Regions from separate parts of the Homo sapiens genome. Here region 2 is linked to region 1. Evidence: chromatin loops called from intact Hi-C (ENCODE). Cell type or tissue: endothelial cell of umbilical vein. All regions are shown on one strand. Each heading gives the region's core, and the rest is flanking DNA. Links, peaks and the distances in the headings are about the cores only.

Region 1 (16,027 bases), core at 3,762-11,761:
TTTCTTCCTCATGTCTTTTCTTAAGAACAGGGAAACATTTCCCAGAGGACTTCTCTCCATAGCTCATTGGCTGGATACTTCCCGTTCTGTGCCTCATCACTCACTGACATGGGAACGGGAGACCAATCCAAACCCATTCCCTAAACCAAGGGACTGGGCCCAGATGGCCACTGGAAAGAGCAGATAGAGTTGAATCCTAACAAAGCCAGGGTTATGATGGAATAGAGGAAGGGACGGACTACCAGCTCTGTCTTCTCCAGCAGGCTGTGTGTGAAAGCAAAAATACAGGTATGGTAGATCTTTTAAAATAAGAGTTTTTCCTTGAGTGTTTCATCTTGGGGAAGAAAGTAGATGACTGTTAAAGCTACTTATTCATGACACAAAGTTATATTTTGGAAAAACTTATTCTGAAGCTCCAGAGTGTTAAGGACACCTTTAGAGGGTTAGTTTTGCTCTGAAATTTCACAGCTGGTCAAGTCAGTGACCTACAAGAATGTTTCAGGGAAATACCAATGGTACCATTTAAAGAACTGCATTTATAGCTACGTCAGGCTGCAATTCACATCATCCTACTGGTGTGTCATCAGCAAGAATTATGTGTATAATTAGACAAAAACGTTTATGAATTTATACCAAGGAATAAGGAAATGTAGTAGAAGCAGTGCAGGGCATTGGTTAGGAAGACTGGCCTTGCAATCAGACCAAGGTTCATAGCCCATTTCTGCTGCTTCATTATCTAAAGGTATCTTTAATCTTGTAAGGATTAAATGAGATGCTGTCTGTAGTGATGCTTGCTAGCAGCTTGGCCTATGGCAAGTGTTTTGTAAATAGCAGCTCTATATCACTGTTATTTTCACTTAGCCCCAACACCAGTATTTTAACTATTAGTCAATCCTCAGGCCAGTGTTTAGCAATATTATCATTTCCAGTAATAACTTTTATTTTTTTCTTTATCAATAGGTTTAGTATTTATGCCAGTATTGGTCTCCCAATACTTTTGATAGATTTATAATTTCAGTTGTCCACGTAATCACCTTTGTCAGTCTCCCCAAAGTCACAGGATGGTTAACAGCATGAAGATGAAGACCTGAGGCTTCAAAAGGGGCAAACCTAAGTGATGTATGTGGGAATCATTCTTGTTGCCTTGGCCTCACTACCCCTGCTCTGTATGCACTCTCTGAAGTCACAAGCCACCAATTTGTTCCAGTGGCTTCAAAGATGCACACTTATAAATTTCTGTTGTGAGCCATTTTCTTGAGAAAGTTGTGGTCTTAAAGTAAATGTTTTTTATTAGACAATTTATTTTGCCCATAATTTACCAGGTGGTACATAGTCTTTGTTCATCAAATAATCCACACATTGTCATAGTTGAAATGACATTTCATTTAATTAATGTTAATATTTCGTCCAGTGATCACAATAAAATTATAAAAGCAACTGGGTAATTTGCTCAATTCTGTAGCAAAAGTAGATGTTGAAACTCTTATTTTTCCTCTCAAAAAATTCGTCCCTGACTGTAATTAAGAAGCCTGTTTGACAAGCCATGGAATGCCTTAAGAAGCACCTTATCTCACAGTTTCTGTGGGGCCAGAATCCAGAAATAGCTTAGCTGGGTCCTTGGCTAAGGGTATCACAAAGCTGCAGTCAGGGTGTCAGTGAGACTGTCCTTAACTGGAGGCTCAATTTAGGGGAAAATCTGCTTCCAGGCTCACTTGGGATGTTTGCGAAAAAGCAAAAAACAAAAGACCCTGAGATCTTCATGTTTCTTGCTGTCTGTTGGAGGCTGCCCTTGGCATCTACAGGCTGCCCATGGTTCCCTGCCAAATGGCTTTCTCCAGGTGTGCAGCATGGCAGTTTGCTTCTTCAAGGACAGTGGGAGAGTGAGAGTGGCTAGCAGGCCTGAGTCATATATAACGTGACATAATTACGAGAGTCAGGTTCCATCACAGGTGCCATATTCTGTTGGGTAGAAGCAAGTCACAGGTCCCTCCCACGCTCAAGGGAAGGGATTACATAAAGATATGAACAACCAGAGTCAGGACCATAGGGGTACCTTAGAGCCTGCCCACCACAGGGAGCTTTGTGTATTGTGACCACTACTGAATCCTTAGTGCCCTAAAACGGTGCCTGACACATGTTAGGGATTCAATAAATATTTAGAGTTGAATGAATGAATGAATGCAGATATTACTTCTTTGAAGTATGTATTGCTAATGTTTTTTTCCCCAAGCCTGTGGCTTACCTTTTGGTTTTGTTTATTAATCACATGTTTTAATACAGAAATGTTAAATTTTAATTTAGACAAATTAACGAAATTTTTTTTATCTTGGTTTGTTTTATTAGTTTACACCTCAGGGAGTTTTCCTATCTAGAGAACAGATAAATATTTGCCTATATTTTCACTTAGGTTTTTAACTACTTCTTTATTTTTTTACATTTATTGATTTATCTGGAAGGTCAACAGCTAAATGGAGAGTTGAACAGAATGTGGTGAATAATACTTTTTTTCTTCACTGATCTTTTTTTTACCTTATTTGGATTGTATTAAATATTATATACTAGCTTCTGGGCTCTCTACTTTGTCTCATTTATTTCTCATTCTATTCTTACTTCAATTACACACTTAAAAAATTACAGCATTTTAAAAAATGCCAAGAAGTTGCTGTCAGACTCATTCCGTATAATAATTAGTCTATGTTATAAGCTGTTGTAACAGCTTATATACAGAGACACAAATAAAATGGAAGCTTATTTATCTTTTGTGTAACAGTGTAGAGATGTGTAGAGTCCAGAGTAGGAGGGCAGGTCTCCCCAGAGTCATCTGGGGACCCAGGCTGCTTCTGTCTCGTACCTCTGCCAGCCCCTAGACTGATGTCCTGGTCTGTGTGGTTGAAGTCGTTTCATATCCACATCCATCTTCCAGTCTGTTGGAAGAGGGTGCTGGAAGTCCTCAAAAAGTACCTTTGCCTTTGAGTTGATGAACCAGAAGTGGCACACATGACTTCTGCTCACATCCCTTTCATGGAGACTACACTTTATTGCCACAACTACCTTCAAGAGAGGCTAGGGAAAAATGGTATCAAATAGAGTAGACATGCATTTGACTACAATTTGAGAGGTTCTATTTTATTTTTAAAAAAGAAAGCATGTACCAAGGACAACAAATAGTCTGCCCCAGTCTAGTATTCATAGTTACAAATACTCATATTTAATAGGAAAGTAATAATCATGTCTTACCAAGTGAAGAAAAATCAACCTTTGGACATAGCAATAAGATATAAATATGTCCTGATTTTTGGTTTTAGATGGCGAGTAACCCATGGGCCAGGTAGCGTTCTATGCCAACCTTGAATGCCATCAGGAAGTCACTGGACAGCAAACTCTTCCAAGATCATAACTTGGCTGTTGGAGCAACCTGGAAAAGAAGAAAAAAGAAAAACCATGGCAAAAGTAAATAGAGCTCGGTCTACCTCCCCTCCAGATGGAGGCTGGGGCTGGATGATTGTGGCTGGCTGTTTCCTTGTTACCATCTGCACACGGGCAGTCACAAGGTAGGTAGGATTTTCTTCTTAACTTATTAAGATGACCTGGCCTGTCTTTTCTTTTAAATCTGCTTCATTCTCTTTCTGAACCCATCATTGTGAAGATATGTGTGTGTTCATGTGGTGTGTGTGTATTTCCGTTGACTCTTCAGGTATCATTTTCTTTGCAAAGTATGTGATTCTCTGACACTTATGAGTCCCAGATAGTGGTCTTTTCATGTGGGGTGTGTATATTTCCGTTGACTGCTCAGGTATCGTTTCCTTTGCAAAGTATGTGATTCTCTGACACTTATGAGTCCCAGATAGTGATCTTTTCTATCATATCTGATATTTAAACCTGGAGTCTTAGGACATTTGTAGGCCAATGCTGTGACTATTCCAGCCATTCATTTTCATAAGCAGCTCCAGAAGATGTGGAAGGATGTAACATCTATTTCTTTTCACTCTTCATCTTCCACTCTTCAGTAATATGAAATACTTAAAACTCATCACATGTGAAATAGCATGGGAAATGTCCTACAGTATTTTCATAATGAAATCACTTTTCTGGGGATTTTAAAGGATTGGTAAATGCATACCTGAGAAGGTAAGTTAGCTTAAGCTGGCATAGCTCCAGGGGAGGGTAAGATCATTTCTACAAGTGTGTTTCTCCAGAATTTTTAACTGTCATCTTAATGATAAATCTAAATTAAGATAGATCTTATTCATTAAAGTTTTACAAAGCTAATAGGATGTGTGATCTATAATTCATAAATCAAGAAAAACACTATGGGCAAACTGATGGCAAGAGATCATAGTCATAATGGTGTGATGTGGCTTTAAGTCTAGGGATGAGGAAAAGGGGTACCAGGTGACAAGAGTATGATTATAAAGTTTACATTGGATGTGTGAATGTATCACACAGAGTTAATCTTACACAAGGTTAGGGTCTATATTCATCCCAGAAAGGATAAAACATGCAAGGCCAAAATAATCCTGGAAAATTTCTTGGCTCCCTAGGGCTCATTAAGCCCCTGGAAGCTTAAAACCTAGAATTTAAATTATTTTGCTTTATTTTGCATTTTGGCTGTTGTGGTGATGACTTCTAGGTTGAAGGAGAGCACAAACATAGATACAGGGATTCTCTCATTCTTGCCTGCTCTCTTCTCCCTCTTACTTTTCTCCAAAGTCAGTGTTGAATATGCCTAAGTTAGATGCACGTACATTAAGACTCATCCATCTCATTTATATTTGGAGTAAATATGCATTCGAAATCTACATATGTGAGCTCTTTCCTCTACAGGTGCTTTCATTCAAATAGAAATCTTTATTTCTCTCCTCTGGCAGCAGACCATTACAAGAAAGTAATTTGGACTAATTATTTGTTGGCATCATCAATACAGGCATCAGTGTCCCTCCCATAACAAAGATACAGTGCAGGATAGAATAAGATGTTTATCTTTGCTACAGTAACGGTTGGTTGATTGTGTATCATAATAAACTACAGATTTGTTCAAAATAATATAATTGATGCTGAGTGATTTTACACTGTTGGTGGGAATATAAATTAGTCCAACCATTGTGGAAGACAGTGTGGTGATTCCTCCCTGACCTAGAACCAGAAATACTATGAAGTGTGATTTTTTTTTTTTTTTTTTTTTTTTGAGACAGTGTCTCCCTCTGTTGCTCAGGCTGGAGTGCAATAGCATGATCTCCACTCACTGTAACCTCCGCCTCCCAGATTCAAGCGATTCTCCTGCCTCAGCCTCTGGAGTAGCTAGGATTACAGGGATACAAAATTTTGTACTGGGATACAAAAATTACGCCTGGCTAATTTTTGTATTTTTAGTAGAGATGGGGTTTCACCATGTTGGTCAGGCTGGTCTCGAACTCTTGACCTCAGGTGATCCACCCGCCTCAGCCTCCAAAGTGCTGGGATTACAGACGTGAGCCACTGTGCCCTGCCAAAGTATGATTCTTAAGAAGACCTCTGTAAGAGGAATTGGGAGACAATTATCCCTTTGGCATTGTGACTTCTCATCACTGATATGACAGCTCCCTGGACATTAAGAAGTCTAGATTATGAGTCTATAATATGAGTCTGTAAGACTCATCTATATTATGAGTCTTGTGTTCTGGGTTTGAGGAAGTCATGGAGTTAAAAGGAATCCCTATCCTTGGTCCTTCATATAGAAGCTTCCATCATTCCCATGATGAAAGAGTTCTGGAAGTGGGCACAATGCTTTAGAAGGAGGGATCATGCTGGAATCTTAGGGGTAGTTGAGTCTTCATGATGAAGTTGCACTTCTGTGGAATTGCCCATAGTGCTTTTAGATGAGATACTAAGATAAGTCTTCCAATCACATTGCCTCATGTGAGCCTTGTGATTTATTCACCCTCTATTTAATAGATTAGGACACTGATGCTCAGAAAGATTGACTTGTCTACATTTATTTTATTTTATTTTGAGACAGAGTTTCACTCTTATTGCCCAGGCGGAAGTGCAGTGGCGTGATCTCAGCTCACTGCAACCTCCGCCTCCCGGGTTCAAGTGATTCTCCTGTCTCAGCCTCCTGAATAGATGGGATTACAGGTGCGTGCCACCACACCCAGCTAATTTTTTGTATTTTTAATAGAGACGGGGTTTCACCATGTTGGCCAGGATGGTCTCAAACTCCTGACCTCAGGTGATCTGCCGCCTCAGCCTCTCCAAGTGCTAGGATTATAGGGGCGAGGCACCATGCCCGGCCTACATTTCTTTTTGTCTAGTAGGACAGAGCTGGACTAGAATTCTAGTTTGTTTGTTTGTTTGTTTGTTTGTCACTGTGCATACATTCATAATCCATTGACTCTTGAAACACACACACACATACACACACACACACACACACATAAACACAGAAACCGCTATGCCCTTTCCAATACATAACTAAATAGCTTCCTAAACTATTCTCATACACACACCACACTTCTACCTGCCCCTGCATACACACTACACACACACAAACATACACATACACACACAAACATGCAAACTCTGCAGCTTATCCTTTAGAACAATTGTGTATTATAAGACATGGGTTTTTTTTTTTAAAAAAACTGCCTTGGTTATGGGAGTCATTGTCTTAACATGGGCAACTTCTTAATATCCAGCGAGCTGTCATATCAGCGATGCGAAGTCATAGTATCAAGGGAATAAATGTCTCCAAATTACTCTTACACAGGCCCTCTTAAGAATCACACTTCAGACTAAGAAACCTAGGAACCAAGGAATTAATTATCTTTTCTTCTCATAAAATGTATATCTTAGTGCAAAATTCTTCCATAGGAAAAATTGCAGAGGAACAGGTATTCCTGAGTGCTCTTCAACTTTTCTCCTTACTTTTCACAGTGTTTTACTTTACTGTAAACTTCTTAGGCTTGCCCCTCCTCCGACATACCACAGACAAATAGGAAAAAGTTAAACACATCTTACTTGCACAATTTTTTTCCAGTAAGATCAAAAGTTAACTCAGGAGCCTAAAGTGGTTTGTTAACTCACCCCACATTGCAATTTATAGGAAGGGGATAATCCATCCTGATTTACCATCACCCCATGATTCTTTCTATGCTTTGAAATTCATGATTGGATGTATTTTAAGAACTTAAAAACTGTTCAAAAGTGTCAGGAGTAATCACTAATAATGCCTCTTTCCACCTTGTTCCCAACCAAATCGTAATTAAGTAAAGCTCTTCAGTATGTGAACAGTAAAGGCAATTTATTCTATCTGCTTAATGTGAAGCTGTATCTAAGTATGAATTTGATGATGAAGAATCGAAAGGCAAAATCAGTTCACTCCAGAAATACCTTCCGGTGGTAGAATGCCTGTCACTTGAGTCATTTCCTTAATTATAGTTGGTGCGCTTATGCCAAATCTTTCAATTGGATAACTAAGGGAGCTTAACTCTTAAGTCCTCTGTACACCAAAAAAGAAGTAAGTAGATAGCTCCAAAGTGCCTAATCCTGTTATTTTTCAGACAGGTAAATAGACCCAAAGGTCAAATTCTCATACTTCTGTCTGTGGAAGAACCATGAAGAGCATGAAACTCATAGATGCCCAATTTTGTGTTATCACTTGACCAGTCTAACATGTTTGACTGAAAACCCCTGCCTCGTTTGGCCAGAGGTATATGGGCTAACGCATATTGGATTCAATTGGCGATGATACTGGAGGAGATTCTACATAACAGCTACTTAGATTTGGCAGCACTATAAACAATTTTATCTTTATCAACAGTAAATGGATGCTGGTTCTTTAAAGAAGAAAAAATTTGCCAATCCCTCTGTCTGAAAAAGAACATCTATGTTATGCTCCTATCTACAAATAAATAAACAAACCGCCCAGGCAGAACCCAGGACATCCACACATGCTAACATCTTTCATTATTGATCCTCAGGGACACAATGGATGTTCTACAGAGTTTTCCAGGCCCTTCTCCATCTTTAGGATAACTCAGAACACCACAATCACAATCAGACTTGGGGTAAATATGTTTATACTGCTGCTCTCAGTTTCCACTAAACAAATTACAATAGCATTACAGTCTGAATATTTTTGAAAAAGTCACAGGGGGAGAGATCTTTGTTCCAAAAAGAAATAGTAGCTAAAGCAGGATGGAATAAAGGGTGCTTAGTTCAGAAAATTCTGGCTAATTCAGTGTTCTGTGTAAAATTAAGTACATGTGTTCTCTGCCTACAAAAAAAAATGTAACTGGTTGTACATAAAAATATTCAATAAAGATTATAAAAAAAAGAATCACACTTCATGGTATTTCTGGTTCTAGGTCTTTGAGGAATCACCGCACTGTCTTCTACAATGGTTGAACTAATCTATATTCCTGTGAATAGTGTAAAAGTGTTGCTATCTCTCTGCAGCCCTGCTAGCATCTGTTGTTTCTTGACTTTTTAATAATCACCATTCTGACTGGTGTGAGATTGTATCTCATTGGGGTTTTGATTTGCATTTTTCTAATGATCAGTGATGTTGAGCTTTTTTCATATGTTTGTTGGTTGCATAAATGTCTTCTTTTCAGAAGCATCTGTTCATGTCCTTTGCCCACTTTTTAATGGGGTTGTTTGTTTTTTTTCTTGTAAGTTTGTTTAAGTTCCTTGTAGATTCTGGATATTAGACCTTTGTCAGATGGATAGGTTGCAAAAATTTTTTCCCATTCTGTAGGTTGTCTGTTCACTCTGATGATAGTTTCTTTTGCTGTGCAGAAGCTCTTTAGTTTAATTAGATCCTATTTGTCAATTTTTGCATAGAAATACCATTTGACCCAGCAATCCCATTACGGGGTATATACCCAAAGGAATATAAATCATTCTATTATAATATAAAGATATATGCACACGTATGTTCAGTGCTGCCCTATTCACAATAGCAAAGACATGGAATCAACCCAAATGCCCATCAGTGATAGACTGGATAAAGAAAATGTGGTACATATATACCACTATGTATATACTATGCAGCCATAAAAAGGAATAAGATCATGTCCTTTGCAGGGACATGAATGGAGCTGGAAGCCATTAACCTCAGGAAGCTAACACAGGAACAGAAAACCAAACACTCTGTGTTCTCAATCATAAGTGGAAGCTGAACAATGAGAACACATGGACACAGGGAGGGGAGCAACACACACTGGGGCCTGTCGGGGTGGGGGAGTGGGAAGAGGGAGAGCATCAGGAAAAATAGCTAATGCATGCTGGGCTTAATACTTAGGTGATGGGTTGATAGGTGCAGCAAACCACCATGGCACACGTTTATCTATGTAACAAACCAGCACATCCTGCACAAGTAACCTAGAACTTAAAGTAAAATAAAATAAAATTTTAAAAAATGAAAAAAAAAGAATCATACTTCATGTGTAATTGCAGGCTATTCTGTTCATAAATTGGCCACTTGAGTTGGGTTGATACTTAAAAAGCAATGTTTGATTTAAATGTCCAAAACCCTGTCCCCCTCCAGGTCTGAGACCTATTTTTCTCTAAGTCTACTGGGTCCAAATTAACTTAGGTGCAATATATGTCTAGAATCCTATGGGATTGTAGAGTTCTTTTGAACTCTCTTAACAATAGTTGAATTCTTATAATAATTGCTAACTTTAACTGAGCACTTACATTGTGCATGTTGGCATTCTTCAAGCATTTTTTATGGATTAAATCATTTAATCCTCATAACACACAGCAGTTGAAGAACATGTCCAAGGTCCCATGGTTAGTAAGTGGCAGGACTTTTAGCCACTAGGCTGCAGTGCCCAGTAGATCAATTCTAGTATGCCAGATGTTGGCAGCACTCACTGTATAGGAGACAGAGAAAAATTTTACAGCAGAGTGGCAAGATTGAGACAGCAGTCATACTGGCCTCTGAGAGAAGGTATTTTTGAGAATGTCATTTCGTCACAGATGACACTTGGTGATACTTTGTTTCCACATTCTTATGAACAGAGCCTATGAACACTGAAAGTTGTTAGGAGTTGTTTGCTACTGCAGCATAATCCAGCCCATTCTGACTGATGCAGTCATGTTTACCAAAATGCTAATTTTAGAGATAAAGAAACTGAGGCCCTGAGGGATTAAGAAGCTTTATCAAAAACCTCAGTTACCTAGGGTGAGAACCAGGGATCAGGACCCTGCTTCACTGTAAAATATTCCAAAGAACAACCAAAATAATAAAAATAATTTCTGGAGTGAGATGCACACATGCTCCCAATAAAATTTCATTTATTTAATATCATGCCTGTGTTCAGAGGCATACATCATGAAACTACTACTCAAAAAGTTCTGTGGTGCTTTTCCCCTTTGAGAACAGATAAGTGATAAAATATTCTTCCCATATTTCATGAAAGTCACAATCATTCAGAAGCCTGTATGTGGTTATTAGAAAGTTTGCCTTTGTTAAGCCTGCTTACATGTTTAGACAAGAATTTCAGGTATTAATTTTGATTTCTGTATATCTAAAGTTTGATTCATATGACTGATTAAGTCATCTAAGAAAACCAGCAAGCAGAAATCAAAGTAACCTTTAAAAAAAGTGACAAGGGACAGACATGGTTACACTACTAAGTTCCCCAAAACAATTTAGTGAAAAAAAGAGATTATTATTTATAATTTGAAAATATCATCATCTGGGGGCCCTTTTCTCTTAGACATCATGTGATCCTCTTACATCTCCAGCTTCTGCATCTCCCTCTTGTGGATTTGTTTTCTCAGCTTGTAACACTCATTTTCTTCACATCCCTACTTTACCTCACCTAACCACATGTTCCTATATAGCTACCATCCAGTCTTCCTCCTTCTTCCCTTTCTCATTCATAGTTCTTGAAGTTGCTACTCAATCATTTTCACTTCCTTGTCTTCTAGTCACTTCCTCTACCAACTTTAATCCTTCCTCCTTTCCTTCCTTCCTGGCTTGCTTCCCTTGAAAAGTGTTTTATGAACACCAAGTATATGACAGGTACTATACTAGATATTTGGGATTCAGTGTGAGATAAGACAGACATGGTCTTTTCTGTCACAGGGTAACAGTCTAGTGAAGAATATAAACAAATGCAAAGGAAATTGCCACACAGTGTGATAAATGTCCAGCATGTAGTTGAAACACGTAAGAGTGGAATCAAGAGAGACTTGAGTGGTCAGGGAAACCTTCCTGGAGGAAGGTTATCTTGAGACTAAAGAATGTGGGAGGTTGGGAGAGCATGCTAGAAAAGAAAAAAAAAAGTGAAGGCTCAAAGATATTAAAAAAAAAATCATGGGTGATGTGTTAAAAGAGGCAAGCAGAAGTTCAGTATTGCTGAAGTGAAGAGCCCAACAGATGCGCAGAAAGGAGGCACACTAAGAAGGGCTAGCTCATGCAGTCTCCTAAGTCAGGTTAAAAAGTATGAAGCATTAGGATCTGATTGGTGTTCTAGAACATTGGGTGTAGAATGTACTGAAGGTAGCCTGGTGTGAATTCAGGAAGATTAGGAGGGTTTTGGCTGCAGTACCAGAGAAAGGTGCTGGTGTGAATGATGAATGGTAAGGGGGTTAGAGATATTAATATGTTGAGGAATTTGAGGGATATATATGAGATAGTGACTTATGCCTATAATCCCAGCACTTTGGGAGGCTGAGACGAGAGGATTACTTGTGCCCAGGAGTTGGAGACCAGCCTGGGTAACATAGGAAGACCTTGTCTCTAGCTGGACATGATGGTGCACTCCTGTGGTTCCAGCTATTGGAGAGGCTGAGGTAGGGGGTAGGCGAATCGCTTGAGCCCGGGAGGTCAAGGCTGCAGTGATCACACCACTGCACACACACTGCACTCCAGCCTGGGCAACAGAGCTGAGACAAATGAAGGAAGGGAGGGAGCGAGGGAGGGAGGCAATAAAAGTAAAAAGGTTAAAGAGAGAGAGAGAGAGAATAAGTAGAACTTGGCAATTGAGTAGGTCAGTGGTTCTCGGGCAGACTGATTTTGGTCTCCAGGGTGCATTTAGCAATGTTTGGAGACATTTTGGGTAGAAGCCAGGGATGCTGCTAACCATCCTACAGTGTGCAAGAAAGCCCCCCACAACAAATAATTACCTGGCCCAAAATGTCAATAGTGCTTCCACTGAGAAGCCTTCGGGTAAGGATAACTAGACTACAGTCATGTGTTGCTTAATGACGGGGACGTGTTCTGAGAAATATATCATTAAGCAATTTCATTGTCATGTGAACATCATAGAGTGTACTCACACAAGCCTAGAAAGTAGCGCGTACTGCACACCTAGGCTATGTCGTATAACCTATTGCTCCTAAGCTACAAACCGGTACAGCATGTTACTGTATACTGAATACTGTAGACAATTGTAACACAATGGTAAGTGCTTGTGTATATAAACATAGAAAAGGTACAGTAAAAATATGATATTATAATCTTATGAAGTCACCATTGTCTATGTAGTCTATTGTTGATCAAAATGTCATTATGTGGTACATGTCTGAATTTTATAATGAGGGTAAATCCAATAAATCATTATTCACTTAAATTGAAGTCCTAGTGGTTAGGAGAAAATAATAAACTTTTTAGTATTAGACTAGCAATTTTTAAAATGTTAAGAAACATCATAAGGTTTTTGTTGTTGTTTGCACTGAATTAAAGCTAGTTTGACTGTTGCAGTTAATCAATGCCAGGCAGTTTATGTTACCATTCTCTCTGTCGTTGGGTGTGACTGTTTAGTACTCCAAGTTCTGATATAATTATTAATCTAGCGTCAGATCTGCTGCAGCATGTCTGGTTTCTTAAATCACTGGATAGAGAAGGACCACTTTTTATACCCCTTTGACAGAGAATTACATAGAGCATTCGTGTGGCATACAAGAATGGGACTGCGGTGAACACAGAGATGTGCCACTCATTTGGCCTTAGCTGCAGGGTGTACAGTCAGCAGAGCCTGCAGCTGTCAGTTCTTAGGTCCCCCTCACCTGCAGAAAGCTGCGTCTCCCAAGAGCAGACCCCTGGGCGTAGAGGGGGCACCCACCGCCAATGGCTGATTGAGGACGTGCATCAGGGCTGAACCATTTCATTTGGGATTGACTGAGAATTTGTTAGGCCTGCATTGCAGTTCGACCTCTCTGCCTAATCCTGCATCCTTCCCTTTCCTTCTACAAGTGTTGATCCTTACTGTATGCCCTGCATGCCAAACTTCATCCCACCTTCTGCTGGGACTTAGAATTTAGCTCACCACACTGTTCCATTTTTTCTTTCCTACCACAAGGATCAACAACAAAATTATAGGGCCCAGTGCAAAATGAAAATACAGGGCCCCTTGCTCAAAAAGCAGGGGAAAATGCTGTTAAATGTACTAAAATAGAAAGCTTCTTCCTTTCTTCAGTGGTCTCTTTAAATTTTTCATGATGTTTAAATTTGCTATTTAATGTTATTCTAAGTAAAGAAAATGAGAGTGTGAAATAATTAGAATGAATTGACCACACATTTTTATGTTATGCAATGTCAGCTTTAAATGCAAATATGAGTCTTGAACTCATATATGGAATCACTGAAGTCAAGCAACTCTTATTTTATAGCTCATACATACATACATATTTCATTTTCCATCAGAACAGTAGAAACCCTGCACAAAACTAACTCAACTGTTTTTATTTGACTTCCTGAAACTTGCACATCCTATCGACATTCTCCTACCTTCAGCTTATTGATGAGTCAGGAAGGACTGAAAGGGAATGGAAATATGGGTTGGCTGATCTTTCCATTTCCTTCTATGCCATCACCCTCAACATTAGTGGTTTGTTAATACAAGGAAGTGATATGAATGAAAAAGGATATGATAGAAATCCTTGGTCCTTTGTGATTCTTATAACACCACTGCCTTCTTTCTGCATTTGAAGCAGGTTTTGGTTCAAAAGGAAAGCATAGCCTCTTGGGGCTGGTAGACACTTCATTCCCTATCCCCAGGCCTGCTAAGCTGTAGATGTAACACACTTACCTCATACTGGCTTTGAGTCCTAACTGAACTCTCTCAAATCGTGGGCCTAGCAGAACACTGTGCTTATGGGACATCTCTAACACTATGTGTGAATGGTGCATCACAGAACTGCAGAAACACATATTGCACGTATCTCCGCCACTCACATGAAGTCTCCATTGTTCCATTGCACTGCACTTATGAAACAGAAATTCAAACATAAAATTATTAAGCTTGTAATCCCAGCACTTTGGGAGGCCGAGGTGGGCAGATCACCTGAGGTCAGGAGTTCGAGACCAGCCTGACTAATATGATGAAACCCTGTCTCTACTAAAAATACAAAAATTAGCCGGGCATGGTGGCGGGCGCCTGTAATCCCAGCTACTCGGGAGGCTGAGACAGGATAATTGCTTGAACCTGGGAGGCGGAGGTTGCAGTGACCCGAGATTGCATCATTGCACTCCAGCCTGGGCAACAGGAGTAAAACTCTGTTTCAAAAAAAAAAAGTTCAGTCAGTGACAGCCAAGCATTAAATCAAGTTTCATGCTTCTAAGTGCCAGGCTCTATGTGACTGTGTAGGCTGCACTCCCATGAAGCCGGCCCTGCCTAACATGGCAGTCTTGTTTATACCTGGTTCTCTCCCTTCTTCTCCAAGCTCTTCACCACCTACTTTCACACCCAGCAGCAACTGGGGAGGAGAGGGAGAGTGAACATAACAGGTTACTATGGATTGTTAAAGCACAATTAATTGGAACTTAGCTCCAAAGAGATTAATAACCTCTTATCTCATCCCCAAGCCACAGGCCTGATTTCTTCCCTACTGTTATCACCGGGCTATAAAAGCTTCCTGCCTGAATGAGGACGCCATGCTAATCCATATAAGGCTTTTCCAAGTTGCACAGTGATGCAAACTATTGCTTCTGGTTCACATGTCTTTCTCTAAGTAATTAACTATTTTTCAATATAAATATTTCTTTCTCTTTCTCTGCACATACACACATACACACACATATATACACATTTCTGGTTACATAAGAAATCATGTTTATTGTAAAGTAATTGAAAATGCTCTATAAAGATTAAAATAATTATTTCTAATCTCACCATTTACATATAATGATTAGGTACATTTTAGTGTATAAGCTTTCAGGAAATTTTCTTTTTTTTATTATACTTTAAGTTCTAGGGTACATGTGCACAACATGCAGGTTTGTTACATATGTATACATGTGCCATGTTGGTTTGCTACACCCATTAACTCATCATTTACATTAGGTATTTCTCCTAATGCTGTCCCTCCCCCATCCCCTGACCCCACGACAGGCCCCAGTGTGTGCCGTTCCCTGCCCTGTGTCCAAGTGTTCTCATTGTTCAAGTTCCACTTATGAGTGAGAACATGCAGTGTTTGGTTTTCTGTCCTTGCGATAGTTTGCTCAGAATGGTTTCCAGCTTCATCCATGTCCCTACAAACGACATGAACTCATCCTTTTTTATGGCTGCATAGTATTCCATGGTGTATATGTGCCACATTTTCTTAATCCAGTCTATCATTGATGGACATTTGGCTTGGTTCCAAGTCTTTCCTATTGTGAATAGTGCCACATTAAACATACGTGCACATGTGTCTTTATAGTAGCATCATTTATAATCCTTTGGGTATATACCCAGTAACAGGATCACTGGGTCAAATGGTATTTCTAATTCTAGATCCTTGAGGAATCACCACACTGTCTTCCACAATACTTGAACTAGTTCACACTCCCACCAACAGTGTAAAAGAGTTCCTATTTCTCCACATCCTCTCCAGCACCTGTTGTTTCCTGACTTTTTAATGATGGCCATTCTAACTGGTGTGAGATGGTATCTCATTGTGGTTTTGATTTGCATTTCTCTGATGGCCAGTGATGATGAGCATTTTTTCATGTGTCTGTTGGCTGCATAAATGTTTTCTTTTGAAAAGTGTCTCTTCATATCCTTTGCCACCTTTTTGATGGGGTTGTTTGATTTTTTTCTTGTAAATT
Region 2 (16,027 bases), core at 3,461-11,460, 95 kb before region 1:
TGTGCAGGATTTTGTGTGGACATAAATTTTTGATTAATTTGAGTAAATACCAGGGGGTGCAACTGCTGGATTATATGGTAAGAGTATGTTTAGTTTTGTAAGAAACTGACAAGCTATCTTCCAAAGTGGCTGTACGATTTTGCACTTTGCAATGAATGAGAGCTATTACTTCACATTTGTCAGTATTTGATGCTGTTAGAGTTTTGGATTTTAGCCATTCTAATAGGTATGTAGTGGTATCTCATTGTTTTAATATGCAATTCCCTAACAACATGTGATATCAAGCGTCTTTTCAATGCCTTATTTGCTATCTGTATATCATTTTTGGTGAAGTGTCTATTCAGATCTTCTTTTTATTTTTTAACTAGGTTCATTTTCTTGTTATAAGTTTTATTACAAACTTTTTATTTTTTTACTTTTTTAATTTTTAAAGATGGGGTCTCGCTATATTGCCCAGGCTGGCCTCAAATTCCCGGGCCAAAGTGATCATCTTTCCTCAGCCTCTCAAGTAGCTGGGACCACAGGTGTGCGCCACGACTCCCAGCTCATCATGGATTTTTTTTTTTTTAATTGTGGAGATTTTAGTAAATGTGGACAAGCACAGAAAAAAAAATTATATAACTCAGAAATAACCAAAACATTTTGTTTTATACCCTTTGGATCTATTTTCAGTGTACATGTATGTAAATATTGTTCTATGTCATGTATTAAAAAATTGGGATAGCATTCAACAATGTAGAAACCCTACAGTGGTTTATAAGTGTTTTCCCAATTAGTAATATTTGTATAGGTCCATGTCTTCTTTGCCACCATTTCACTCAGTTCTAGATGCTTCCCATATGTATTCCTTTGTTTCAAATTATGCCAAACTCTTCACTGTGGCTGAATGATTGAGTTGGCCTTCAATCATTCTTCCTTGAAAATCCATAATGAAGTCAAGCAATGTAAATACAGTGTGAAAAGTTTTCTGTAAATCTCTAACAGATTTTTATCAAATAATTTTTTTAAGTGTACCATAAGCTGTTCCTCATTTACATTTTTCTGACTTACAGCTTGGTGTAGTTTGGGATTTAGAGAGACTAAATTAAAATCCTGGGTCTAGGTGGTGACATATGCTATTTAACCTGCCCAATTTTATTTTTCTTACATTTAAAGATGGGAATAATAACATCTAATTTGTAGGGTTGTTGGAAGATAATGAATAGTAACCAACAACCGCCTAATTCAGTGCATTGCCTGGCATCTAGTGACCCTTCAGGATTGCTAGTAGGTATCATGTGCAAGTATGCTAAGGGGGTACTAAAATCTGACTTGGCGTTTTTATGAGTGATTGCCAATGCTATTTATTCATTCAGTAAACATTTCCTAATTATCTGTTGTGTCTATATAAGTATTTAAGTACTATGGATACCGAGACAGAAAGAAAAAGCTTTCTTGTCCTCAAGAGGCTTGCTGTCTGGTGGGCAAGGTAGAGAAGTAAAGCACCAGCTACAATGCAATGCAATAGACACTAGGATAGGGTTGTGCATAGGGTGACAAGGTGCTACGAGGGCATGCTTGTCTAATCAGGATGGGGGGCAGTTTTCCAGAGAAGGCCATAATTAAGCTTGACTTGAAGTATAAAAGGAGTCCGCTTAGGTAGACAGAGATGGCGTGGAAGGGTGAAGAACACAATCTATTTGGAGAACTGTAAAAGGTTCTATATGTAGGTATTACAGGAGTTATTAAGAAATTATTTTAGGCAGCTAGAGAGGGTAAAAGAGTCCTCAGTAAGTCTTTTTCGTTTAATAAAAAAGCGGTCCCCCAAATATTTATTATCTAACAGAAAGCAGCCTGAAAAACCAGACCTGCAAGTATTGATATGCAAATGCAGATGGTTAAGAGTCAGGTCCAGCCAATATGGCGGTTCCTGCTACTTTTTCTTTGTTGCCACGTGTACAGGTGTCATGGCGACCAGCCAGGTAGCCGCATTTGCATAATAAAAGGCTAGGGTGGGAGGGCCAGTTTTTTTGGGGGGGCTACCTGAATGACACACGTGGTTAAACCAATCCCCTGTGCCCTATGCTAATTAGACACCACCTCCTCCAGCCTCCCAATATAAACCACTGCTTTCCTCTGCACGCGGGTTTTCGGTTCAGAGCCCTCCTCCCTCTGTACGGGGAGCTATTCTCTCCTTTCTTGCCTATTAAACTTTCTACCCCTTAATCCACTCCACGTGTGTCCACGTCGCTAATTTTCACCACACGAGATAAAGGACACCGCAACTGAGCGGTGTAATAGGGAGTAACATTGCCTTGGGCAGCTGTAGGAGACGACCCCAAGAGATAGTTTCAGCAGACATCATTATCTGGGTTAGCTGTTGCCCTTGCTCTAATTCCACTTCTTTTTTTGAGTAGAATTTGAACTTCTGCCCTAGTTCATCTGTTCCAGTCGCATCAGCCTCCTTGTGTTTCCTCAAGTATACCAAGCACACTCCAAACTCAGGGTGCCTTCATTTTGCCCCTTTCTCCTTTTCCGTGCTTTCCCTCCAGATGACCACAGCCACACTCCCCTGCCTCCTTCAGGTTGCTGCGTGAATGCCACGACCCGGACCACACACTATTTTTTTTTTTTTTTTGAGACAGAGTCTCGCTCTGTCGCCCAGGCTGGAGTGCAGTGGCACAATCTCAGCTCACTGCAACCTCTGCCTCCAAAATTCAAGCGATTCTCCTGCCCAGCCTCCTGAGTAGCTGGGATTACAGGCGCCTGCCACCATGCCCAGCTAATTTTTGGATTTTTCGTAGAGATGAGGTTTCACCATGTTGGCCAGACTGGTTTCAAACTCCTGACCTCAAGTGATCCGCTTGCCTCAGCCTCCCAAAGTGCTGGGATTACAGGCATGAGCCACTGTGCCTGGCCGTGGACTACATTCTTTTTTTTTTTTTTTTTGAGGTGGAGTCACGCCCTGTCACCCAGGCTGGAGTGCAGTGGTATGATCTCAGCTCACTGCAACCTCCACCTCCCTAGTTCAAGCGAGTCTCCTGCCTCAGCCTCCCGAGTAGATGGGACTACAGGCATGTGCCACCACACCCAGCTAATTTTTGTATTTTTAGTAGAGATGGGGTTTCACCATGTTTTCCAGGCTGGTCTCGAACTCCTGGCCTCAGGTAATCTGCCTGCCTTGGCCTCCCGAAGCGCTGGGGTTACAGAGGTGAGCCACTGCGCCCGGCCCCGGACCACACTCTTAATCACACTGCCTTGTCCCTCTCCCAGTCCCTGCTGTGTTTCCCCATAGCACTTATCTCCAACTGACACATAGTGTATTTCACTCCTTATTTACTTGTTGTCTGTCTCTGCCATTGCATACTCTTGATGGGAACAGGGCCTAACATACAGTGGGCAACTCATATAGACTTATTTTTAAATGAGTATATCACGTCATTGCTGTTAATTTGAATTTATTATGAAACATTTTGTTGAATGATAGTTCTATTCATATTTAACTTCTATCTTTTTGTTGCTGTTGTAAGAGCTAAAAACATTCAGAGTTCATACCTAACCTTCTTATACATGCTTAAGCAGCAAGCATTATGATCAAAATAATTTAAGTTGACCGTAGGAGGTGATGATAGCGAAATCTAAAATAAATTCTTTATTTTTTATTCACACATTCCTCATATTTAAGAAACACTGCTATAGTATTGTAGGTTGTTATTTTTGGGAAAACCCACCTCAGCCTTTTTTTCTATTCTCTCACTCACAACATCATCACAGAAGACGTCTGTGACCAAATATGTGTGAGTTTCTTCCCACACACCAAGAAGCAATCATTTCTGCAGTGGACATCAGCTGGGTATCTTCCAATTCAGTTCTGACAGTATCCACCTGGAGATAACATCAGATCCCACAGATTGAGGGCTCAATCCCCAAGACCATCCCCTCCTCCCACCAGTTGAAAGTTCCAGCCTCCAGAACTTCTGACCAATCAGCTTCAAGTTGGGGTTTCTATGAAACCTCTCGTTGAGTTAAGTTAATTTGCTAGAGTGGCTCACAAAATGCAGGAAAAGACTTACTTACATTTGCAGGTTTAGTATAAAGGATATGAAGGATTCAGATGAAGAGATGCATAAGGCAAGGTATGGGAGAAGAGAGGCAGCCTTGATAAACCACCAGTCAGGAACTTCTATTTGTTCAGCTCCCTGGAAGCTCTCCAAACCCTGTCCTCTTGGGTCTTTATGGAGACCTCATTGGATAGGCATGACTGAAAATGGACAACCTGTTAAAATGCGATTGGACAAAGGGTATGATCTAATACTAACAGACTGAGTGGGGTAACCCAGCAGGGACTGTCTGTTCAGATTCTTCTTGGTCTCTCTGTGCACCATGCCTTCCTCCATGGTATGGGGCAGGAACCCTTCTGAAATGGAGGTGTTCTGACCTATGATCAGACAAGGTAGGTCAGAAACCAGCTCCAGAAACCAGGAAAAAGTTCCTGCCTTGGGGAGAGAAAGAAATAGGTGAAAGGAGGGCAGAAAAGGTAAGAGAGAAAAAAAGAAATTCTGTTTTCTGAGGCCTGCTTCTGAAGCCTAAAGCACCCTAACATTGTAACAAGGGCTATGGGAGTCATGAGCTAGGAACCGTGGATAACCTAGATAGACAAACAGACAGAGAGATAGAGAGATAGATTGATAGATAGAGATAGAGATATGTATAATAATATTGCAGTCGTTTTCTTCCCCCCTTTTTGTTTCAGTTAGTAAAGTGGTCAGGAGTGGTTGAGTCACACAGTTCCCTCACCTACTAGCTGTGTGATCTTCTGCAAATTATTTATCAATGGAGTACCCACCCATAGCTTTTGAGAGCATGAATTGAAAGCGAGGAAGCATAAAAAGTGCTTAGCACAGTGCCTGGGTAGAAAGCTGTCAATACATTGATCTATGTGATGCTGACCATCTTGGGAGGCCAGAGATAAAGCTGAATAATTTTCAAAGCACTAAATTTTTTCCTCCAAGTTACTGCAGCTTGAAATTCTGTGTTTGATAATTTAACTGATGGCTGTTTTATCTCCTGAGATTGCAGGAGCCCTGCCTGTTTTGCTCGTTGTTGCCTCACTAGCCCATACCAGAGTGCAGGGTGCGCTGTAAGCCGTGACCGCATCACAGATCATCAGCATGCAGAGGTAATGTAAGTTCCAATAGTAAACACAAGGGAGTAGTGTTCTCCCACCTGTCCTCACACTGGTTCAATTCAGAAACTTGATTTTTCTGGAAGTGCATTATTTAAATGTAGTCTTAGGAAAGCAGGCTCAGTCTTACTCTTTCTTCTTCCCTACTGCATGGAATATATATATATATATATATATGTATATATGTGTGTATATACGTATATATGTGTATATATACATATCTGTATATATATGTATATATGTGTATATATACATATCTGTATATATATGTATATATGTGTATATATACATATATACATATACATATACGTATATGTATATATACGTATATACATACATACGTATATATACACATATATACATATATATACGTATATACGTATATATACGTATATATACACATATATATATTATCCTTTCTGTAGAAATAAACATGAAACCCAAAAGCCTAACTGTGTTTGTACCCAGCACGTGTTAATAGAAAGTTTAAACAACAAAACATTTAAACCAATGCAATTTAAGCTCATTATCCCTGTCTATTGGGTAACATAAGACAAAATTATATTGTAGGTAACTGTGCCTGCGTGCCTGTAGTGCCTGCTACTCAACAGGTTGAGTAGCAGGAGGATTGCTTGAGCCCAAGAATTTGAGTTCAGCCTCAGCAATATAGCAAGATCCACTATCTTGAAAAAAAAAAGAAGATATTGTGTCCTCTTAAATACTAATTTGCTTTGTTAATCACGATGGGCCCTTTCCAAAGGTAATTGCTAATCCTGAAGACTTCATTCTACAAATATTTACTGGATGCTTTCTAGGTGCTAGGGGCTTATCTGGGTGCTAGAAATTTAAGTGAGGAAGACAGACAAGGGTTAGGTATGGACAACCAGTGTTTCTACTGGGGGATATTCTGCCAGGACAGGGGTAGGAAAATACCTGCTTGCGGAGCCTCAACACCCTTGGAATATTATCTTAGAAATGTTTAGCTTTATGAAGATGAAAGGGGACTTAGACATTATCTAGTGGAAATTCAGATGGCTAGAGGGCTAGAGGGGCCAGATAGCTAACATAAATAAGTAAAGTAGGCCAGCTGGGGCCTGCTGTTGAGCAAAGAGCAGGTATCCAATGTAAAGGTTGCTCCCATCTCATCAGCTCAGGCTACAGTTTTCTTCTTTCTCTCTCTCTAACAACCAAAAGTAAGACCGTTTCCCCACAACACACACATACATATGTCATCTAAAAGTCAACAAACAGAAAGAGCAGCTCTGGGAAAGGTGGATTCAGAGGTGGCAAAGCAAACACTTTGTCCTCCATCTCCCCACAACCTCAAATATTTTAAAAAACAAACCTGTTCAACCCAAATTGTGATAAATATTAAACAACACAAGATAATAACATGATCAACAACTAAAGTGATGATGTAGATGAGGTCTCCTGTCCTGTTTCCTCAAAAGGTTTTCTCGGCCATTAAAAGAGCTTCCCTCTCTAGATCTGGTTCCTTTAAATCTCCTGGTAGATTTCACCAGAAGCAGGGTCTTCAGGTGCTATCAGAAGGGAATTGAGGTGGGTTAGTTATGCCTTCCTGGCTTCTCATTTGTGAATGTGAGAAGAATGTGCAACTGAGGCAGGCACTCTCTGAGGCCAGATTTTTCTAGGGAAGTCAGGTGTTGATTTTTCAAGAGAAGCCAGAAATCTGGAGTTTTTTGAGAACTTTCCCATTTTCTTTCTTTCTTTCCTTCCTTCCTTCCTTCCTTCCTTCCTTCCTTCCTTCCTTCCTTCTTTCTTTCTTTCTTTCTTTCTTTCTTTCTTTCTTTCTTTCTTTCTTTCTTTCTTTCTTTCTTTCTTCCTTTCTCTCTTTCTTTCTCTCTTTCTTTCTTTCTTTTTGAGATGGAGTCTCGCTCTGTTGCCCAGGCTGGAGTGCAGTGGCATGATCTTGACTCACTGCAACTTCTGCCTCCCGGGTTCAAGCTATTCTCTGCCTCAGCCTCCCAAGTAGCTGCGATTACAGGCACCTGCCACCACGCCTGGCTAATTGTTTTGTATTTTTAGTAGAGACAGGGTTTCACTGTGTTGGCCAGGCTGGTCTTGAACTCCTGACCTCCTGGTCCACCCAAAGTGCTGAGATTACAGGCGTGAGCCACCGCACCTGGCCAATTTGTGATAATTTTCAAAGTGCTGTGAGGGCCAATCCAAGCTGATCTGAGAATTAAATTTGTCCCATTGTTGAGCAGTTCACTCCCTAACCTAATGCAATCGCCTAATTTTACAGATAAGGTAATGACTCAGAGCAGCTAACAACTTGTCCAATATTGTCACAAAGTCTGCATTCTTTTCATTGAGTCATCAAGTAGCTACAAAATGTGGAGAAAATGCCTGCGAACTATTAAGACAACTACTGTCAACTTTAAACAATTTAGTATTGAAATGAGTCATGCTAGTTGGCAATATTTGTGCTGAGATGATTTAATAGCCTGTGATTTATATGAACAAAGAGTGTAGTACCTAATGTGCAAAATGTTGATTGTCAGAGAGGGGCTAATGAGAAGACAAAAAATGTACCACTCTGACTGTAATGGATTACAAGATGGTGCTATCAAAGGTGAATAAGTAACTATAAACACAACAGTCTACTGGAAAACAGCTGCAGGGTAACACCACAAGAAATTCTGAGCAAGTCAGACATTCTGTTATTTCCCAAATCTAATAAAAGATATGCATACGGATTTTACTATTAAATTAAGAAAAAATGATTCAATATCACAGAAAACATAATAGGCATGCGGGTGTGGTGAAGGAGTAGAGACGGGGTTTCACCCTATTGGCCAGGCTGGTCTCAAACTCCTGACCTTGTGATCCACCCACCTCAGCCTCCCAAAGTGGACAGAGGGACGGAGGTACATTCAAGAGAATTCAGCTGGGGCTTCAAATTCTGAGTCCAATGCATTTCAATGGTCATTTTTTGGAACTTGGGAATAAAAACATTTTGGTAGCATTTAAGAAAGTACCATTTCTTTGATTGTTCATTACACGTGGCTAATTCCGGTGTAAAACTGACACTCCGAGAGGAAAGCCAAGTGCGGATGTCACCATCTGGTTTTGCTAAGTCTTAGTTCGCATCTCACTTACTCTCTCCAGATTCTGTTAGGGCAGGGCCGATTATCCATTTTGTTCATTATCATACTCCCAACTTACTTCCTGGCACTCAGAAGGCTCTCAATAACTGTTTAGTTGAGTTGAATTGGCTTAGCTGGAATTGAAGAGCCAGAAGCAATTGGAAGGGACCTTAGAGCTAATTCTCATCATCCACAATCACTCACACCCCTCCTAGTACCATACGTTTCCCCCTCTCACACGTCCACCTCAATTCATGGAGAAATGCAATGTGCTGTTGTGCCATAGTCAGCAAGCAGCCAAATCTAATTCAGTGCTACCACCCTAGATTCTCTCCAGATGATGCCTAACTCCAAAATAGATTGTCATAATGTTCTTGGCCAGAAGCCTATAATTTTTAAATGAGATTACATGGGATTTATTTAAGCTTTAATATAACTATAATAAGTATTAATAACACATGCTTTATAATCTGTTTTCTGTTTCTTGTGATATCTTTGTACTTACAAATCAACATTAATACATCTCTCTTTGGCCAGGCGTGAGTGGCTCACGCCTGTAATCCCAGGACTTTGGGAGGCCAAGGTGGGAAGATCAAAAGGTCAGGAGTTCAAGACCAGCCCGGCCAATATGGTGAAACCCTGTCTCTACTAAAAATACAAAAATTAGCCAGGTGTAGTGGCACGCACCTGTAGTCCTAGCTACTCAGGAGGCTGAGGCAGGAGAATCACTTGAACCTGGGAAGTGGAGGTTGCAGTGAGCTGAGATCACACCACTGCGCTCCAGCCTGGACGACAGGGCGAGACTCTGTCTCAAAAAATTAAAAATAAATAAATAAATAGATCTCTCTTCAAAAGGGCAAAACAACCTTTTAGCTTTTGTATTAGTTTGTTTTCATGCTGCTGATAAAGACATACCTGAGACTGAGAAGAAAAAGAAGTTTAATTGGACTTACAGTTCCACATGGCTGAGGATGCCTCAGAATCATGGCAGAAGGCAAAAGGCACTTCTTACATGGTGGTGGCCAGAGAAAATGAAGAAGATGCAAAAGCAGAAACCCCTGATAAAACCATCAGATCTCTTAAGACTTATTCACTACTATGAGAACATTATGGGGGAAAACACCCCCATGATTCAAATGATCTTCCACTGGGTCCTCCCACAACACATGGGAATTATGGGAGTACAATTCAAGATGAGATTTGGGTGGGGACACAGAGCCAAACTATATCAGCTTTATGGAAGTTTCCCAACAACAATGTGCTCCATCAGCACTGGGTTGGAAGAACAATGAACTTGGGACTTTTTATTTATTTATTTATTTAGAGACAGGGTCTCACTCTATTGCCCAGGCTGGAGTGCAGTAGTGTGATCTCAGCTCACTGCAACCTCCCCCTCCCAAGTTCAAGCAATTCTCATGCCTCAGCCTCCCAAGTAGCTGGGACTACAAACATGCACCATCCTACCTAGCTAATTTTTAGTATTTTTAGTAAAGATAGGGTTTCACCATGTTGGCCAGGCTGGTCTCGAACTCCTGACCTCAAGTGATCTGCCTTCCTTGGCCTCCCAAATTGTTAGGATTACAAGCGTGAGCCACCACGCCAGGCTGAACTTGGGGATTTTTGATCACCGGTCACCAGTATAACTCTGGAACAGAGTTTAATTCCAGAATACACACCCTCACTCCATCCAAAATGGACCTTTCTAACTTGATTACATCATGGACTTCCACACCTTGAAAACTTTGGATCCTTTTATTCATTCCTCCAATAATTGAATTCCTAATATATGCCAGGTAACTTACAAGGTGCTGGAGATACAATGGTAAACATGATGGACATCTTCTTGGTTTCACTAAGCTTTTAGTTTAGTGACACACAAAATCAATGCAAACAGCAACAACAACAACAAAATGCAATTAACATTAGACCCCTGGGGGAGGTGACATTTAAGCTGAGAACTTTGCGAAAATAGTGAAGAGCTTTCTAGGCAGGAGGAAAGGCAAGCACAAAGCCTTCTGCATCCCTGGCTTGGTGCCCAGAGAAAAGCCAACATAGCTAAGTATAGCGAGATATGGGAGTGTGGCACGAGATGATGTAGAGAAAGGCGGGGGTGGGGCCATGACACATTATGGGCCATGGTCAGAGGAGTTTAGATTTTGTTTTAGTGCTTTGGGAACTACTGAAAAGTTTTAAGCTGCAAAGCAATATGGTCTAATTTTGATGTTGTTGTTGTTGTTTGTTTGTTTTGAGACGGAGTCTTGCTGTATAGCCCAGGCTGGAGTGCAGTGGCGCGATCTCAGCTCACTGCAACCTCCGCCTCCCGGATTCAAGTGATTCTCCTGTCTCAGCCTCCCAAGTAGCTGGGATTACAGGCACCTGCCACCACACCCGTCTAATTTTTGTATTTTTAGTAGAGACGGGGTTTCACCATGTTGGCCAGGCTGGTCACGAACACCTGACCTCTTGATCCTCCTGCCTCGGCCCCGCAAAGTGCTGAGATTACAGGTGTGAGCCACCGTGCTAATTTAAGTTTTAAGAAAAACATTCTTGATGTTTTATGGAGAATAGATGGGAAGAGGCTAAGAGCAGAGGGAAGGAGATCAGTTAGGAGACTTGCACTAGTGGGAGAGAGGAGATGGCAAGATGGATCAGGATGTTGTCACAGTGCAGATGGAAAAAAAGGGGTGGATATTGATGAGACAATTGACAGGACTTGTTGATGGATTGATATGGGAGGTAAGTGATGACTCCTAGATTTTTGGCTTGACGAATGGAATGAATGAAAGTCCAATATAATAAAACCATAAAGTAGAGTTCTCTGCTTAAAGAGGGAGAAAGGAAAGAGGGAAGGCTGGGTCTGAGGCACTTTACTCCCTTCCAGCTACCCTGGGTCTTCCTAGACTTCTTAGGTCATGGCTCTCAAATTTTAGGATGCTGAGCCACTTGCAAAGCTTGTTACAATGCTGGCTGCTGAATATAATGTTCCTGGAGCAGAGCATGTGGGGCAGATGTAGACCAGAATGGCTAATAAAGGTGTGTCTGGTGACTAAAGAATTATAGACACACTGCTTTCAGCTAACCTTAGAATTAGGTGGAAACGCCCTAAAGCAATTGGCAAGCAGTTAGCTGACAGAGTATGGCTTCTTTTTATAAACTTAAAAAAAAACCCAAAACACTAAGGTGACTTTTTCTTTTCACTTTATGCTTCTCCATTCTTCACACACTACTGAAAAAAACAAAAACAAAAACTGATGCCTATTATTTATATTGCTAGAAACTCTAAGTAGTTCTCCCTGTTGTTAGGATGAATTGTAATTTCTTAATAATCTTACTACAGCATCATCTATAACCACAAAAGCTAATTAATATGAATGTGTAAATGTGTCTCTGCTGAAGGAAGCAGCACAATAGTGCACTGTATATATAATTGGTATAGCACTTGAGGTGTACACTTACTGCAAAGAAACTGAAACTGGATTTAGCCATTGTTCCTTTATCTGGATGCCTTATGTGTATTGGTTTTATCCTGATCAAATATTCCTTCAATTTGCACTTTCTGAATTTATCAAAATGAATAAAGGTGAAGCAGAAACTTGCTAATTAATTCATAAAGAAGATCAACACAGAGAGTCAGAAAGGGTAAATCAGCCCCAAACAAAGCTGGCTATGCCTGTTTTTCAAATAAGTTTAATCAGTCTTCTCTGGTGTTTCTGTTGTTAGCAGGTGACAGTCCAGCAGAACCATCCATCTCATTCAATGATTTGCAAAAGCTGCCTGATCCTGCTGCGAGCAGGTCCTGCTCATTATCACTCATTCCTCTCTTGAAAGACAGCATTTCCCCTCTGCTGGTGTACATCCCTCTCCACTCTCTAAATTGCATATCACACTTGTGCAATTCCTGTGGCACTTGCTACATCCTGCTTAGCAATCAGTTAGTGCGTCTTTTTTTTGAGACAGAGTCTCGCTCTGTCACCCAGGTTGGAGTGCAGGGGTGCGATCTCAGCTCATTGCAACCTCTGCCTCCCGGATTCAAGCGATTCTCCTGCCTCAGCTTCCCTAGTAGCTGGGATTACAGATGGCTGGCACTGCACCCGGCTAATTTTTGTATTTTTAGTAGAGATGGGGTTTCACCATGTTGGCCAGGCTGGTCTCGAACTCCTGACCTCCAGTGATCCACCCGCCTCAGCCTCCCAAAGTCTGGGATTACAGGCATGAGCCACTCTGCCCAGTCGCGACTGCGTTTTTTTTTTATTTCTCCTACTAGACATTGCAGGCATTCCCCAAGGTCTGGTCCTCGGCCTGCTGCTCTGGCTTCATCCAACCTCTTTTGCACAGAACATTTTCAAAGCATACCTCTAACCTTGACTCTTCCCCTTGGCTCCTGACCTGAATTTTCAACAGTTTGCTGGGTACTTCACTTCCAGCTCAAGATCCATGTGTTCAATATTGAACAGTTCACATGCTGCTACCTTTTCTTTCTCTGTTAATGATCACCATCCTCCTGGCTGGAGACACACAGACTTCTCATGTCTCTTTCACTTCATATCTAATCAGTCACTTTGTCCTATTGATTTTCTCCATTCTCATCAATGGAGAATACACTGACAAATACACCTTGCACTTTTCCACTGCAAGTATTAGTACCTGCATTAGTACCTGCAGTTTGATTTAACAAGACTGCCTTCCTTCCTGCTTTTTGAAATTCTCCAAGAAGGTGTTCCAGCCCTACCTATAATGTCACGCTCCACCTTGCCAGCTTCTCTCTCAAGCAGTCCACTTTTTTTTTTTTTTTTTTTTTTGCCCAGGCTGGAGTGCAGTGGCTTGATCTAGGCTCACTGCAACCTCTGCCTCCTGGGTTAAAGTGATTCTCCTGCCTCAGCCTCCTGAGCACCTGGGATTACAGGCACATGCCACCATGCCTGGCTAATTTTTGTATTTTTTGTAGAGATGGGGTTTTGCCAGGCTGGTCTTGAACTTCTGACCTCAGGTGATCTGCCCACCTCAGCCTCCCAAAGTGCTGGGATTACAGGCATGAGCCACTGTGCCTGGCCTCCACCTCTTCTCTGAATTCTTCTAGCAAGTGTTGACTTCCTTTATCAAAATAATCATGTACCCTTTTCTTTTGAAACAAAATGATCACATACCTTTTCTTATTATAAGGTTGTAGTAAAGGTGTTTTTGAAATATTTGTCATTTGCATGGCTACTTATAGTTCCAACTAGATTGTAAATTCTGTGAAGGCAGGAACCATGTCTTAAAACACCAATGTACTATGCACAGGGCCTATACAGACTAGATACTCAGGAATTCTGGTTGATTTATTTGTACTGGATTTAGCTAGTATAGAGATGATAGAGAGCCATGCACTGTAGTTCAGTTTGCAATTTAGTCATTCATTAAATTGGCTCATTAAACACAAATAATTTCTTTTCTAATATATTGCTAATAAAATGTTTTTTTCCTCAAGTAATTGAAAAGATTGTAATAGTATGATAAAAACTATACAAAAGACTTCTGATAATGTGTTTGCAAAAACTTTTTTCCCTTATACTCTTATAAGGCATATTCAAGGTCTGTAGGCAGCATGAATTTTTTTAAATTCATTCTTCTAAAAAAAATGGGGATACATGTGCAGAACGTACAGGTTTGTTACATAGATACATGTGTGCCATGGTGGTTTGCTGCACCTATTGACCAGTCCTCTAAGTTCCCTCCCTTCACCTCCCAACCCCCCAACAGGCTCTGGTGTGTGTTGTTCCCCTCCCTGTGTCCATGTGTTCTCACTGTTCAACTTCCACTTATGAGGGAGAATATGCGGTGTTTGGTTTGCTGTTCTTGTGTTAGTTTGTTGGGGATGATGGTTTCCAGCTTTATCCATGTCCCTGCAAAAAACATTATCTCATTCCTTTTTATGGCTGCATAGTATTCCATGGTGTATATGTACCACATTTTCTTTATCCAGTCTATCATTGATGGGCATTTGGGTTGATTTCATGTCTTTGCTATTGTAAATAGTGCTGCAATAAACATATGTGTGCATGTGTCTTTATAGTATAATGATTAATATTCCTTTGGGTATATACCCAGTAATGGGATTGCTGGGTCAAATGATATTTCTGGTTCTAGATCCTTGAGGAATCGCGATACTATCTTCCACAGTGGTTGAACTAATTTACATTCCCACCAACAGTGTAAAAGTGTTCCTATTTCTCCACAGCCTCGCCAGCATCTATTGTTTCCTGACTTTTTAATAATCGCCATTCTGACTGGCATGAAATGGTATCTCATTGTGGTTTTGATTTGCATTTCTCTGATGATCAGTGATGTTGAGCTTTTTTCATATGTTTATTGGCCACATAAATGTCTTCTTTTGAGAATTGTCTGTCCATATCCTTTGCTCACTTTTTGATGGTGTTGTTTTTTTTCTTGTAAACTTAATTTCCTTGTAGATGCTGGATATTAGGCCTTTGTCAGATGGGTAGATTGCAAAAATTTTCTCCCATTCTGTAGGTTGCCTGTTCCCTCTGATGATATTTCTTTTGCTGTGCAGAAGCTCTTTAGTTTAATTAGATCCCATTTGTCTATTTTGGCTTTTGTTACTATTGCTTTTGGCATTTTTGTCATGAAGTCTTTGCCCATGCCTGTGTCCTGAATGGTACTGCCTAGGTTTTCTTCTAGGGTTTTTATGGTTTTGGGTTTTACAGTTAAGTCTTTAATCCATCTTGAGTTAATTTTTGTATAAGATGTAAGGAACGGGTCCAGTTTCAGTTTTCTGCGTATGGCTAGCCAGTTTTCCCAGCACCATTTACTACCGAATAGGAGATTGTTTCCCCATTGCTTCTTTTTGTCCAGTTTGTTGTAGATGTGTGGTGTTATTTCTGAGGTCTCTGTTCTGCTCCATTGGTCTATATGTCTGTTTTGGTACCAGTACCATGCTGTTTTGGTTACTGTAGCCTTGTAGTATAGTTTGAAGTCAGGTAGTATGACTTTGCTCTTTTTGCTTATGATTGTCTTGGCTATGTGAGGTTTTCTTTGATTCCATATGAAATTCAAAATAGTTTTACCTAATTCTGTGAAGAATGTCAATGGTAGTTTGATGGGAATAGCATTGAATCTATAAATTACTTTGGGCAGTATGGCCATTTTCACAATATTGATTCTTCCTATCCATGAGGATGGAATGTTTTTCCATTTGTTTGGGTCCTCTCTTATTTTCCTGAGCAGTGGTTTGTAGTTCTCCTTGAAGAGGTCTTTCACATTAGCTATATTCCTAGGTATTTTATTCTCTTTGTAGCAATTGTGAATGGGAGTTCATTCATGATTTGACTCTCTGCTTGTCTACTGTTGGTGTAAAGAAATGCTTGTGATTTTTGCACACTGATTTTGTATCCTGAGACTTTGCTGAAGTTGCTTATCAGTTTAAGGAGTTTGTTGTGTGAATTTATATTAGTTATTTCTTGATTAAATAATGCTGCATGACAATCATCATACCTCAGTGGCTATGATGATAAACATTTTTGTTTGTGCATGAGTGTGTAAGTTACCTGGGTGGTTCTGCTGATCTCAGCTGGTCTCAGTAGGCTCACTTGTGCACCTGCAGCCTGCTGAGGGGATAGCTTTGCTGGTCTTGGCTGGGCTCAACTGGGGTGACTCAGGTTGGCCCCAAATGTCCTCTCATCCAGCAGGCCATTTGAGGCTTGTTCTCATAGCAGTGCAGGATTTGAGAGAGAGCCAGATGGAGGTATAACCCCTT

The links. Peaks named below come from ENCODE experiments on the same cell type or tissue, not always from the same donor. Only the 100,000 strongest peaks of a DNase experiment are listed, where the experiment ranks them.
Region 2: a loop joins it to region 1, with 5 times the contacts of the local background. A loop is called at or near these places in 17 of 110 quality-filtered maps.

What each region holds. Positions count from the first base shown.
Region 1 is chr10:89,449,903-89,465,929 of GRCh38, reverse strand. SLC16A12 (solute carrier family 16 member 12) reads left to right here. Exons shown (of 8, transcript NM_213606.4): 3 at 3,306-3,551. The coding sequence starts at 3,352. SLC16A12-AS1 (SLC16A12 antisense RNA 1) reads right to left here and starts at 9,939. Exons shown (of 3, transcript NR_120614.1): 1 at 9,682-9,939; 2 at 3,238-3,415. In endothelial cell of umbilical vein, for the core only: no CTCF peak of the experiment used is centred there; a DNase peak (open chromatin) is centred at 7,399; H3K27ac peaks cover 339 bases.
Region 2 is chr10:89,545,013-89,561,039 of GRCh38, reverse strand. It overlaps a transcript of SLC16A12 not described here. Among named protein-coding and RNA genes, the nearest start is that of SLC16A12, 17 kb to the right of the region's middle. RefSeq lists an enhancer at 1,647-2,171. In endothelial cell of umbilical vein, for the core only: no CTCF peak of the experiment used is centred there; a DNase peak (open chromatin) is centred at 7,509.